2 separate regions of the Homo sapiens genome follow, and region 1 is linked to region 2. The links are chromatin contacts, found by Hi-C or POLR2A ChIA-PET in ENCODE. All regions are on one chromosome and are shown on one strand. Each heading gives the region's core, a stretch centred on a gene start or an enhancer-like site at or near the end of the contact. The rest is flanking DNA. Distances are from core to core; before and after follow the strand shown. Region 1 holds the start of FNBP4 (formin binding protein 4). Region 2 holds the start of LRP4 (LDL receptor related protein 4).

Region 1 (5,179 bases), core at 2,411-4,910, 850 kb before region 2:
GCAAACTCTGCCTCCCGGGTTCACGCCATTCTCCTGCCTCAGCCTCCCCAGTAGCTGGGACTACAGGCGCCCGCCACCGTGCCCGGCTAATTTTTTGTATTTTTTTTAGTAGAGACGGGGTTTCACCGTGTTGGCCAGGATGATCTCGATCTCCTGACCTTGTGATCCGCCCACGTCGGCCTCCCAAAGTGCTGGCATTACAGGCATGAGCCACTGCGCCCAGCCTGCTAACAGCTTTAAAACAGCAAATTCTTGGCCTGGCGCAGTGGCTCAGGCCTGTAATCGCAGCACTTTGGGAGACCAAGGCAGGTGGATCACGAGATCAGGAGATCGAGACCATCCTGGCCAACACGGTGAAACCCCGTCTCTACTAAAAATACAAAAAAATTAGCGGGGCGTGGTGGTTGGTGCCTGTAGTCCCAGCTACTGGGGAGGCTGAGGCAGGAGAATGGCGTGAACCCGGGAGGCAGAGCTTGCAGTGAGCCAAGATTGCACCACTGCACTCTAGCCTGGGTGACAGAGCGAGACTCCGTCTCAAAACATAATAACAAACAAACAAAAAAACCCAGCAAATTCTTCGGGCCAGGCACGGTGGCTCAGGCCTGTAATCCTAGCACTCTTGGAAGCCAAGGCGGGTGGATCACCTGAGGTCAGGAGTTTGAGACCAGCCTGGCCAACATGGCGAAACCCCGTCTACTAAAAATGCAAAAAATTAGTAGGGGGTGGTGGCGGGTGCCTGTAATTCCAGCTACTCGGGAGGCTGAGGGAGGAGAATCGCTTGAACCCAGGAGGCGGAAGTTGCAGTGAGCTGAGATCATGCCATTGCACTCCAGCCTGGGTGACAAGAGCAAAACTCCCTCTAAAAAAAAAAAAAAAATTAGGCCAGGCACCGTGGCTCACGTCTGTAATCCCTACACTTTGGGAGGCTAAGGCAGGCAGATCACTTGAGGTCAGGAGTTCAAGACCAGCCTGGCCAACATGGTGAAACGTCTCTACTAAAAATACAAAAATTAGTGGGGGTGATGGCATGCGCCTGTAGTCCCAGCTACTCCAGAGGCTGAGATGGGAGAATTGCTTGAACCCACGAGGTGGAGGTTGCAGTGAGCCTGTAGCAGGACGAGCCGCAGACAAAACTCCTCAGACACCGAGTTAAAGAAGGAAGGGGTTTATTCAGCCAGAGGCATCGGCAAGACTCCTGTCTCAAGAGCCGAGCTGCCCGAGTGAGCAATTCCTGTCCCTTTTAAGGGCTCACAGCTCTAAGGTGGTGCGCATGAGAGGGTTCGTGATCGACTGAGCAAGCAGGAGGTAAGTGACTGGGGGCTGCATGCACCGGTAATTAGATCGGAACAAAACAGGATAGGGATTTTCACAGTGCTTTTCTATACGATGTCTTTAATCTATAGATAACATAACCGATTAGGTCAGGGGTCAATCTTTAACTACCAGGCCCAGGGTGTGGTGCCGGGCTGTCTGCCTGTGGATTTCATTTCTGCCTTTTAGTTTTTACTTTTTCTTTCTTTGGAGGCAGAAACTGGGCATAAGACAATATGAGGGGTGGTCTCCTCCCTTAAGCCAAAATCGCACCACTGCCTTCCAACCTGGGCGACTCTGTATACAAAAAAAAATCTGTAATCTCAGCACTTTGGGAGGCCAAGGCAGACAGATCATGAGGTCAGGAGATCTAGACCAGCCTGGCCAATATGGTGAAACCACATCTCTACTAAGATACAAAAAATTAGACAGGCAAGGTGCTGCGCGCCTGTAGTACCAGCTACTCAGGAGGCTGAGGCAGGGGAATCGCTTGAACCTGGAAGGCAGAGATTGCAGTGAGCCAAGATCGTGCCACCGCACTCCAGCCTGGCGACAGAGAGAAGCTCTCTCAAAAATAAATTAATTAAAATTAAAATTAAAAAATTAGGCCAGGCACGCTGGCTCACACCTGTAATCCCAGCACTTTGGGAGGCCGAGGCGGGTGGATCACCTGAGGTCAGGAGTTCAAGACCAGCCTGACCAACATGGCAAAACCCTGTCTCAACTAAAAATACAAAAATTAGCCAGGCGTGGTGGTGGGCGCCTATTATCTCAGCTACTGGGGAGGCTGAGGCAGGAGAGTTGCTTGGACCCGGAGGGCAGAGGCTGCAGTGAGTCGAGATTGCGCCATTGCACTCCAGCCTGGGCAACAGAGCGAGACACCGTCTCAAAAAAAAAATGGCTTTAGCCCAGGAGTTTGAGGATGCAGTGGGCTATAATCATGCCACGTTACTCCAACCTGGATGACAGAGCAAGACACGTTTAAAAATAAAATTAGAAATAATCATTTTAAAAGATCAAATGCAATTCTACGTGTAAAGTGCTTGGTGACTGACACATAGAGCTCAGTAAGTATTAGATATTTTTAGTGGGAACTGAGCTGCTGCGGATATAAAAATAAATACCACTCGCATTCCTTAGTTTAGAGGGGAGACGGATGTCAACAGGATGTCAAGTGCCAGGGAGAGGCTGGGCAGGAGAGGTCACGCCTGCACTGCGTCTGCATTGCGCCCTGATGAAACAATAAAAGACTTTCATCATGTGATGCAGTAATTATTCCAGTCAGTGCAAAGGAAAAGTGAGGGAGGTGATGCTCCAAGTGGCGGGCTCCAGAGGCAGGAGACGGGAGAGGGGGCAGTGTTAAAGCAAGGGTAAATTAAAGCATGTTGACGATAGTAGTACAAAACTGGTAAGGTTCCTGTATGCCATCCCAACAATTTTAGGCTTTTTCCTTGTAGGTAGTGGAGTATCTCGTGATTTTTCCCAGCTAATAAGCGAGAAAATATGAGACATCTATTTGTGTGCTGCAGGAAATTACAAAAGCGTAAAAGACCCACTGTCCCATTTAATGTTCAATGCTATACCCAAAGTAAGCCACAATAATCCGGGCGAAACGTGGGGAAGGGCTCAGAAAACAGCACACCTTTCTTTTTTTTCTTGAGACAGTCTCACTCTGTCACCCAGGGTGGGGTGCAGTGGCGCGATCTCGGCTCACTGTAACCTTTGCCGCCGGGTTCATGCGATTCGCCTGCCTCAGTCTCCCGACTAGCTAGGATTACAGGCGCCTGCCACCGCGCCCGACTAAATCTTTTGTATTTTTAGTAGAGACGGGGTTTCACCATCTTGGACAAGCTGGTCTTGAACTCCTGACCTCGTGATCCACCCGCCTCGGCCTCCCAAAGTGTTGAGATTACAGGCGTGAGTGAGCTGGGCCCAGCAGCACACCTTTCTAGAAGACAGACAACATGAAACTCTAGGCCGAGAATAGCCACAAGATGGAGGACAAGTAGGCAAAGAAAAGGCTTGGGGAAAGCGCATGGGTGGAACCCGACGGAAGTGGGGAAGTCGTTCTAATTCAGGCCCTACCGCACTATTGGCTGGACTCTCACCCTTTTTCCTTTTCCATTGGCCACCGGTCCCTTCTCTGGGTCAAAACAGCCAATCGCCTAGCGCAGTTGGTAATCCCGCCCTTTCTCCTGGTGAGGAGGAGCCAGAAGAGCCGAAGGGTCCGAGGCGCTTGCGCAAGCGCGTGCTCCGCTGGTTGAAAGCGGATCCGGGCTGGAGGCGGTGTCACGGTGTATGAATATTGATTACGCGTCGCAGCGCCCAGGGCCCAGCGCCCAGCCTCCAGTGCCCGCCCCTCTCGGCCGCCCGACGCTCTCTGCTCGCGCTTGGGCTCGCGATGGGGAAGAAGTCCCGGGCGGTACCCGGCCGTAGGCCCATCCTGCAACTCTCTCCGCCGGGTCCTCGGGGCAGCACGCCGGGCCGGGACCCGGAGCCGGAACCCGACACTGAGCCGGACTCAACCGCGGCGGTCCCCAGCCAGCCCGCCCCGTCGGCGGCGACGACCACCACCACCGCGGTGACTGCCGCCGCGGCCTCGGACGACTCGCCTTCAGAAGGCAAGGGTGCGCGGGGGGACCTGAACTCGAGCTCAGGGCTTGCGGCCTAGGCTCCTCACGGCGCCTGGCCAGACCCGGCGAGGGAGGCGGGCGAGGTCGGCTTCCGAGGCCTGCCTGCTGCGGGCCTGCAGGCGGGGCGGCCCTGGGCTCCGGGCCGCAGAAGGGCCAGGCCGAGTTCTGCGCCCTCGGCCCGGGCCAAGCCCGAGGCGCCATCTGTGGTGCAGGGCTTGCCCCGGGAACGTTTGAAATATGACCGAAGTTCGGGCATCCTGAGTCTCCCAAACGCCCCGGGTCGGTTTTGGGTAACGCAGAGGGTGGATGTGAGGATGAGTTTCCGCGTGCGCGGCCTGTGACTGTGGGCCAGGCCTTTCCACACGTCATCTGCCTCCTTTCGGTTTTGTCGAAACGGGGATAGAGACGTTTAGAAAAAGCTCTTAATATTCCAGCTAGTAAGCATCCCCACACTAGCAGAACTGCTGGAGAAATGGAGCTGGTAGGTTCCTAAGTATTTGTGTGGTTCTCACTGGAGTGGTGCTTAGATTAAAAGTGACTCCAGGACTAGGCGCCGGAGAAGCCGCGACCGTTTCACATGTTCAGAGATCACGCTGGTTCGTTAATTGGAAAAAATCCGCAATAGCAGTGTTTGGTGTGTCTTGTAAAGGTCCTATCATAGCCTGGAGAATACTTACTGTTTTTGTATGTATTTGTAAGTATTGCAGATGTAACTTTTTAAGAGTTTTGTTTTGTTTTTTTCGAGACAATGTCTCAATCTGTCGCCCAGGCTGGAGTGCAGTGGCGCGATCTTGGGCTCACTGCAACCTCCACCTCCCGGGTTCAAGCGATCCTCCCGCCTTAGCCTCCTGGGTAGCTGGGACTACAGGACCCTGCCACCATGCCCGGCTAATTTTTGTATTTTCAGTAGAGACGGAGTTCATGTTTCCCGGGCTGGTCTCGAACTCCAGGGCTCAAGCGATCATTACAGGCGAGAGCCATCGCGCCCGGCCATGCAGATGTATTAATAATTTTTATTTACCATGGTAAGAGTCTTCCCTTGATGTTGAAGTTTGTAAGCAGATGAAAGACTCCAGGGCACGGTGACTCATGCCTGTAATCCCAGCACTTTGGGAGGCCGAGGTAGGCGGATTACTCGAGGTCAGGAGTTTGACCAGCCTGGGCGACAAGAGCGAAACTCCGTCTCAAAAAAAAAAAAAAAAAAAGATTCCAGCTCTGTGTTTATTATCTCCCAA
Region 2 (5,423 bases), core at 1,879-4,378:
GGGCAACAGAGTAAGACTACGTCTCAATAACATAAAACAAAATAAAATAAAATAAAAGGGAAGAAGAAAAGAAAGAGAGAAAGGGAGAAAGGGAGGGAAGGAGGAGGAAAGGAAGGAAGGAAGGAAGGAAGAAAGGAAGTCTTTAGATGTTGCCCCATGCCTGCCAATTCACCTGTGGTTGAGAACCACTGTGTTGAAGTGTGAAACTTCAGGCCTTATTCTCTTGTAGAAGAATTACATATAGAAATTCAGGTTGTTGAATGATTCCCGGGTTATAAGAGAATTCTACCAACCCAGTTGGATCAAAATAGTGCCCACCCCTATCTTGTTTCCGTAGCACTCCCTGCGTTTCCTTTGAAAAGACCATTAGTGATGGTCTAATTCAGGGAAATATTCTGATCTTGGGAAGAAAGAATGCTGGGCTGTTCTAGAAAGATGAAGGAAAGGGGTGGTGTTTCTGAGGAAACCAACGCCTCTGAGACCCCTCTGGAATTGGCAGTCCCCTACAACTTTTCTAGGGGCATGTCCCAGAGGACAGTGAAAGGGAGACAAACAGCCCATTCTGGCCTGCTTTTCAGGATCTCTCACTCCAAACAAGAAAGTCTGAGAGGCCTGGTAAAAATAAATATGGCTTAGTACTCCTGGCACAAGAGCAGTCTCTGACAGCCAAGACTTAACTCACCCTAGGGGGTGACCCAGACAGGGACTATGCACGAAGCTAGTTTCTTACCCATTGATATTCCCAGTGACTCACAGCAGCCAGGGATGACTCTGTGCACCAGAACTGTGCTGAACCGTGGAGAAGGACTTGGGATGCACATAGGAAACAGTCTCTCAAGCTGAGTCAGACAGGGACAGCCCGCCTCTCGTTTCTTCTCCAATTCCAGAAAAACAACACAAATCATGCCTCTGGAAAGGAACCTGTCCTTTGCATACAGAGTGGAAACTGTTTATAACTTCTTAATCCCCTGACATTGAAAGTATGGGGACTGCCTATCCTGGATTTCTTTGGGACAACTGTACTGGCTCTACCACAAGTCCCTAGTTTTCAGCTGGAAAAAAATATGGTCTCCAGAATCCCAAGGTCATTCCCAACAGATTTAAAAGCAAGTCTTCGGCCAGGCAGAGTGGCTCACGCCTATAATCCCAGCACTTTGGGAGGCCGAGGCGGGTGGATCACCTGAGGTCAGGAGTTCGAGACCAGCCTGACCAACATGGAGAAACTCCGTCTACGAAAAATACATTAGCCGGACGTGATGGCGCATGCCTGTAATCCCAGCTACCCTACTCGGGAGGCTGAGGCAGGAGAATCGCTTGAACCCGGGAGGCCGAGGTTGCAGTGAGCTGAGATGGCGCCATTGCACTCCAGCCTGGGCAACAAGAGTGAAACTCCGTCTCAAAAAAGAAAAAAAAAGAGCAAGTCTTCATAAGCAACATATATGAAACCCTGAGACCAACCAAACCTGCATTAGGAAATGAGAGGTGGGAAGGAGGATGCTGGGGAATCAGCCTCTACTTTTGACGTTTTTTCCTCCTTGGATTTTAGGCTGTGGTAACTGATCGAGGCCAGAAATGTTGACAGTCTTGCCTAGCCCCAAGATCATGTAAGCCTGACCTGACGCTACTGCCGCCTTCAGTCAGCAAGAAGAACTACACACCCAGAAAATGCTTCAGTAATAGTTACCATGGTGATGCTAGTTCAACCACATTGCATCTGGATAAAAATTTCAGGCAAAACGATATAGAAAACTACTGCCTAACAAGGAGTTAACACCTTACATCTTTTATGTTGTTGTTGTTGCTGTCGCAAAGTATGGTTCATGTTAGCTTTGGTAAAAGATGGTAATTTGAAGTGAAAGTACTGAAAAAAACAAGCAAGGATGAAATGTCAATGTATCCATTTAGAGAAATCTAATAACCACTTTGCACTATGCCAAATTACTTTCCCCTCAGCTAACAGGGGGCATTTGGGTCTTCCTGACTCTATTTACTGGTGAGGAAAGTGAGTTAATGAAATCCATAGATGATCCAAGCCCAAGAAATGCTGGCATATCAGCTGGGAGGGAAAAAAGCGATATACTGGGCCATCAGAAAGTTGGGCATTTGGGCAAAAGGAACAAAACAAGATTCAACCTGGAAAAATGGAAGGTGGTGAAATTAATCCGTATTATTAATATGCATTAGGGAGAGTAGACCACAAAAGGAAGGAAGACTAGAGACAAGTTTATGATTTTATGCAGTAAATCAAAAGTTAAATCTGAGGGAAGGACCTACAGACTGGGGCTGGAAGGAGGCTGAGGGCTTTGTGGGAGTGCAGCTGCCCATGAGGACTCCTTTCCTGACCCCCTCCCTTCCTTGTCAGGATCAGAAAGTCAAAGAAGGTGAAGAGGCTAACAACAGTGATTTACAAAGACAGCAAGGAGGAACTAAGTCTGTATGGGCCGAATCTGGGCCTCTGAGCTGGAGCAACAGGACCCAGACAACCATCTCAGGAAATGAGTGAATGAAAAGGGGCGGGGGGGTCGGTGAATTATTTAGCCCTAGAACAACGCTGCCTAGACCGGGGGAGGCCAGGGAGAAGAAAATCTCCGAAAAGGAATTTTGACAGTGAGAACGCCAGTTAAGATACAGCACTCCAGGCCCCCTGATGTCCCTTGTTTGATGTCAATAAAGACCCAAGAGGATTATGCATCCACAAGCCTTGCGTATTCGCAGACATCAAAAAAGTCTGGACTTGGGGCCGGTAGGCGGGGGCAGGGTCACGTCCAGGCGACTTGGGTCAGCTCAGGTGCTCGTCTGAAGCATAGAGCTGGAGTGAGCGGGGGCGAGACTTGCTGCTAGGATAATTTTTTTTTTTTAAGTTAGGGAAATTTAAGCAGTAGTAATAGCGACAGGGAGGGGGCTCTCTCTCGGGCCAGGAATGTGGGGGCGGCCTGAGGAGGAGCGGGGCCCCGCGCAGGAGGCGCCGGCGGGTGGGGTCGGGGGACCAGGGAGCCGGGGCCGAGGGCGGGAAGGGGCCGGGCCGGCGCTGGGGGCGGGCCCAGGCGCGGTGGCGGTGGCCGGGGCTGCGGCGCGGGGGGCGGGGCGGTCGGGCCCGGGACACCCCCTCCCGGTCCCCTGGCGGGGCAGCGTCGGCTCTGGCAGCACTGGAGGCGGCGGCGGCCCGAGGGCGACTTGCGGGGCGCGCAGGCCGCCGTGCACCCGGGACGCTTCCCCCTCGGGGACCCTCCGCGGGCTTCTCCGCCGCGCCGTCCGGCGGGAGCCGGCGGGACCCCGGGCGAGCGGCGCGGGCGGCACCATGAGGCGGCAGTGGGGCGCGCTGCTGCTTGGCGCCCTGCTCTGCGCACACGGTAAGCGGCGCCCGCCGGGAAAGTTTGTCCCTGGGTCCGGCCGCTGCAGGACTCGCCTCCCGGGACCTGGACGGCGCGGGCCGGGGCCTGAGACCCCTCGCCCTCGCTCCTAGCCGTGGCCCTGGGGCTGCGTGCAGGGGAGAGGACCCGGAGCGGCCCCGGCTCCAGCAGTCCGAGCGGGGGCATCAGCGGAGGCGCTTCCGCGGGTTCGGGTCTGGGCCGGGGCGCGGGTCTGGGCCGGGGCGCGGGTAAGGTCCGGGGCGTTCGTTCGCTCGCCCTCCCTCGCTGCTCTTTCAAGAGCGGGGGCTGCTTCCCTTTCAGGTTAGGTCGGGGGCTCTGTGTCCTTGGTGCGAATGAATGCGTGCGAAGAAAGGGAGGCGGGTGAGGAGGGTCGCTAAACCCATAAATTGTAAATAGCCCTCCTTCCTGGGGCTGGGGGCTCGGGCGGGTTGCGGAGAGAGGCCCCGGTAGAATCTGGTACTTGGGCACCGGGATTCCTCTACTCGGAGAACGATTCCCGGACTCCAGGTCTTGCTCCCACCAAGGGGCTCTGGGGCACTGTTTGCGGGCAGCATCTCCCCTCGGCGGTGTTTCGGGGTCCCTCTCTTGGCTGCGGCCAGTCAGCTTCCAGCCCTGGATCGTCCTAAAGGGAGGTGGTTGGAAAGGGGGCTGAGGAGGAATATAGGGAAGAAACTGCTGGAAGGCTCCCGCAGATCTGCCCTGGCTGGGGTAGGGGGGCAGGGGGCCGGTAACCCTGAACCCCAGAAGGCAGCCGCCGGGCCCTCGCGGCAGGGTCCCAGCCCTCGGGGGAGCTGGACGGCTGCAGCAGGACTCCTTGGTGCCCGTACCCCCTGTTGTGTGGGACTAGGGCTCCGATGGAATCTGCTTCTCCGCGGGCTCTTAACGACCCTGGGTGCACCCCGTGATTGAGCAGCTTTCCCTAGTTTGTGCCCAGAGATCAAAGAACTTTGATCTTTGAACCCCAGCCCTATTCACCCATCGCTATTCATCGTGGCGGGAGTTCCGAGTCTCCCCATTTGCCTCGCAGCCCCGATGAAGGGAGCTGGGGCTCAGAATGGAGGGGTCTGGAGACCCTGCCTGGTCTTTTACCGGTTCTTTCTTTCACGTAGGACAGCTCGTGTGGAAAAAGTCAGTGCAGATTTCCGAACTTGCCTGGCAGGGCGTGGAGATGTCTAGGCACTCGTTTTAAAGATTGGTTTACCTCCCAAATCCAAAACAGAGTTTTCATGTCTCTTATTTAAACTACCTGTGGGTTTTCAGGGGCTTTTTTCCGCGTCCTCTCTAGCGCGGACTGAGCTCTTTCTCTCCGAAGAGCGGTAGCTTGGCCGGCCCACGTTCCGCTCCGCTCTGCGCTCTCCCCTCCCCGGCTCTCTCCTGGAAGGTTATTTGTAGCCTCTTTGGCGTGTTGGGACAGCGGCCCTACTGGGGTAGGAATGTAGCTGTTCTTCCCACCACATGGGCCCCTTAAAGGGACAGCTTTGCTTTTTGGGGGGTTTCCCCCTTCGGGTTGCAAGGAAAGGGGATGGAACTTTCCTCTCAGCCCCCTGGAGGAAGTTTTGAAAAAGATCAAGGGAAATGGCAAGGCACTGGGAAAAAAAAAAAAAATTAGGGTTAAAACGGATACCAACAAAGCCAGAGAGGAGATTGTCGCCTTCTGCCCTAGGGAAGGGGGAGCTGGAAGGTTCCGGGCTGAGACTGGCCAAGAAGATTTTACTGCTCCAGAGCTGTCAACGCTGCAAATATTACATGTGCATAGAGGATGGGGGTGAGAATGGGGGGAGAGAATTGCGTATGTCTAATGTTTCACAGAAAAAGAATGGGAGGATTCGCGGTAACGCTTTTAGGTTTCTTTCTCTTTTTTTTCTTGGAGAGGGTGTCTCACTCTGTTGCCCAGGCTGGAATGCAGTGGGGCAATCATAGCTCACTACAGCCTCGACCTCCCAAGCTCAAGTGATCTTGTCATCTCAGCCTCCTGAGTAACTGGGACTACAGGCATGCACCACCATACCCTACAAATTTTTGTTTTTTTTTCTAGAGATGGGGTTTCACCAT

The links. A loop is a pair of places that touch in the nucleus more often than their neighbours do. ChIA-PET counts read pairs that join two places held with the same protein, here RNA polymerase II (POLR2A). Pooled maps may share reads with other maps.
Region 1: a pooled map shows a loop between it and region 2 (4-fold over the local background). The contact joins the promoter of FNBP4 here to the promoter of LRP4 in region 2. A Hi-C loop is called at or near these places in 1 of 168 maps with a recorded cell type or tissue (B cell) and 8 of 50 pooled maps. POLR2A ChIA-PET finds 5 or more read pairs at or near these places in 3 of 52 experiments (A549, activated CD8-positive, alpha-beta memory T cell and activated T-cell).

Annotation. Positions count from the first base shown.
Region 1 is chr11:47,765,822-47,771,000 of GRCh38, reverse strand. FNBP4 (formin binding protein 4) reads left to right here and starts at 3,660. Exons shown (of 17, transcript NM_015308.5): 1 at 3,660-3,932. The coding sequence starts at 3,713. RefSeq lists a silencer at 3,646-4,255 and enhancers at 3,445-4,369, 4,516-4,575, 4,370-5,179.
Region 2 is chr11:46,916,255-46,921,677 of GRCh38, reverse strand. It overlaps LRP4 (LDL receptor related protein 4), which reads left to right and starts at 3,128. Exons shown (of 38, transcript NM_002334.4): 1 at 3,128-3,350. The coding sequence starts at 3,299. RefSeq lists enhancers at 703-1,202, 1,203-1,704, 2,399-2,903, 4,067-4,938 and silencers at 2,964-3,193, 3,204-3,383, 3,394-3,563.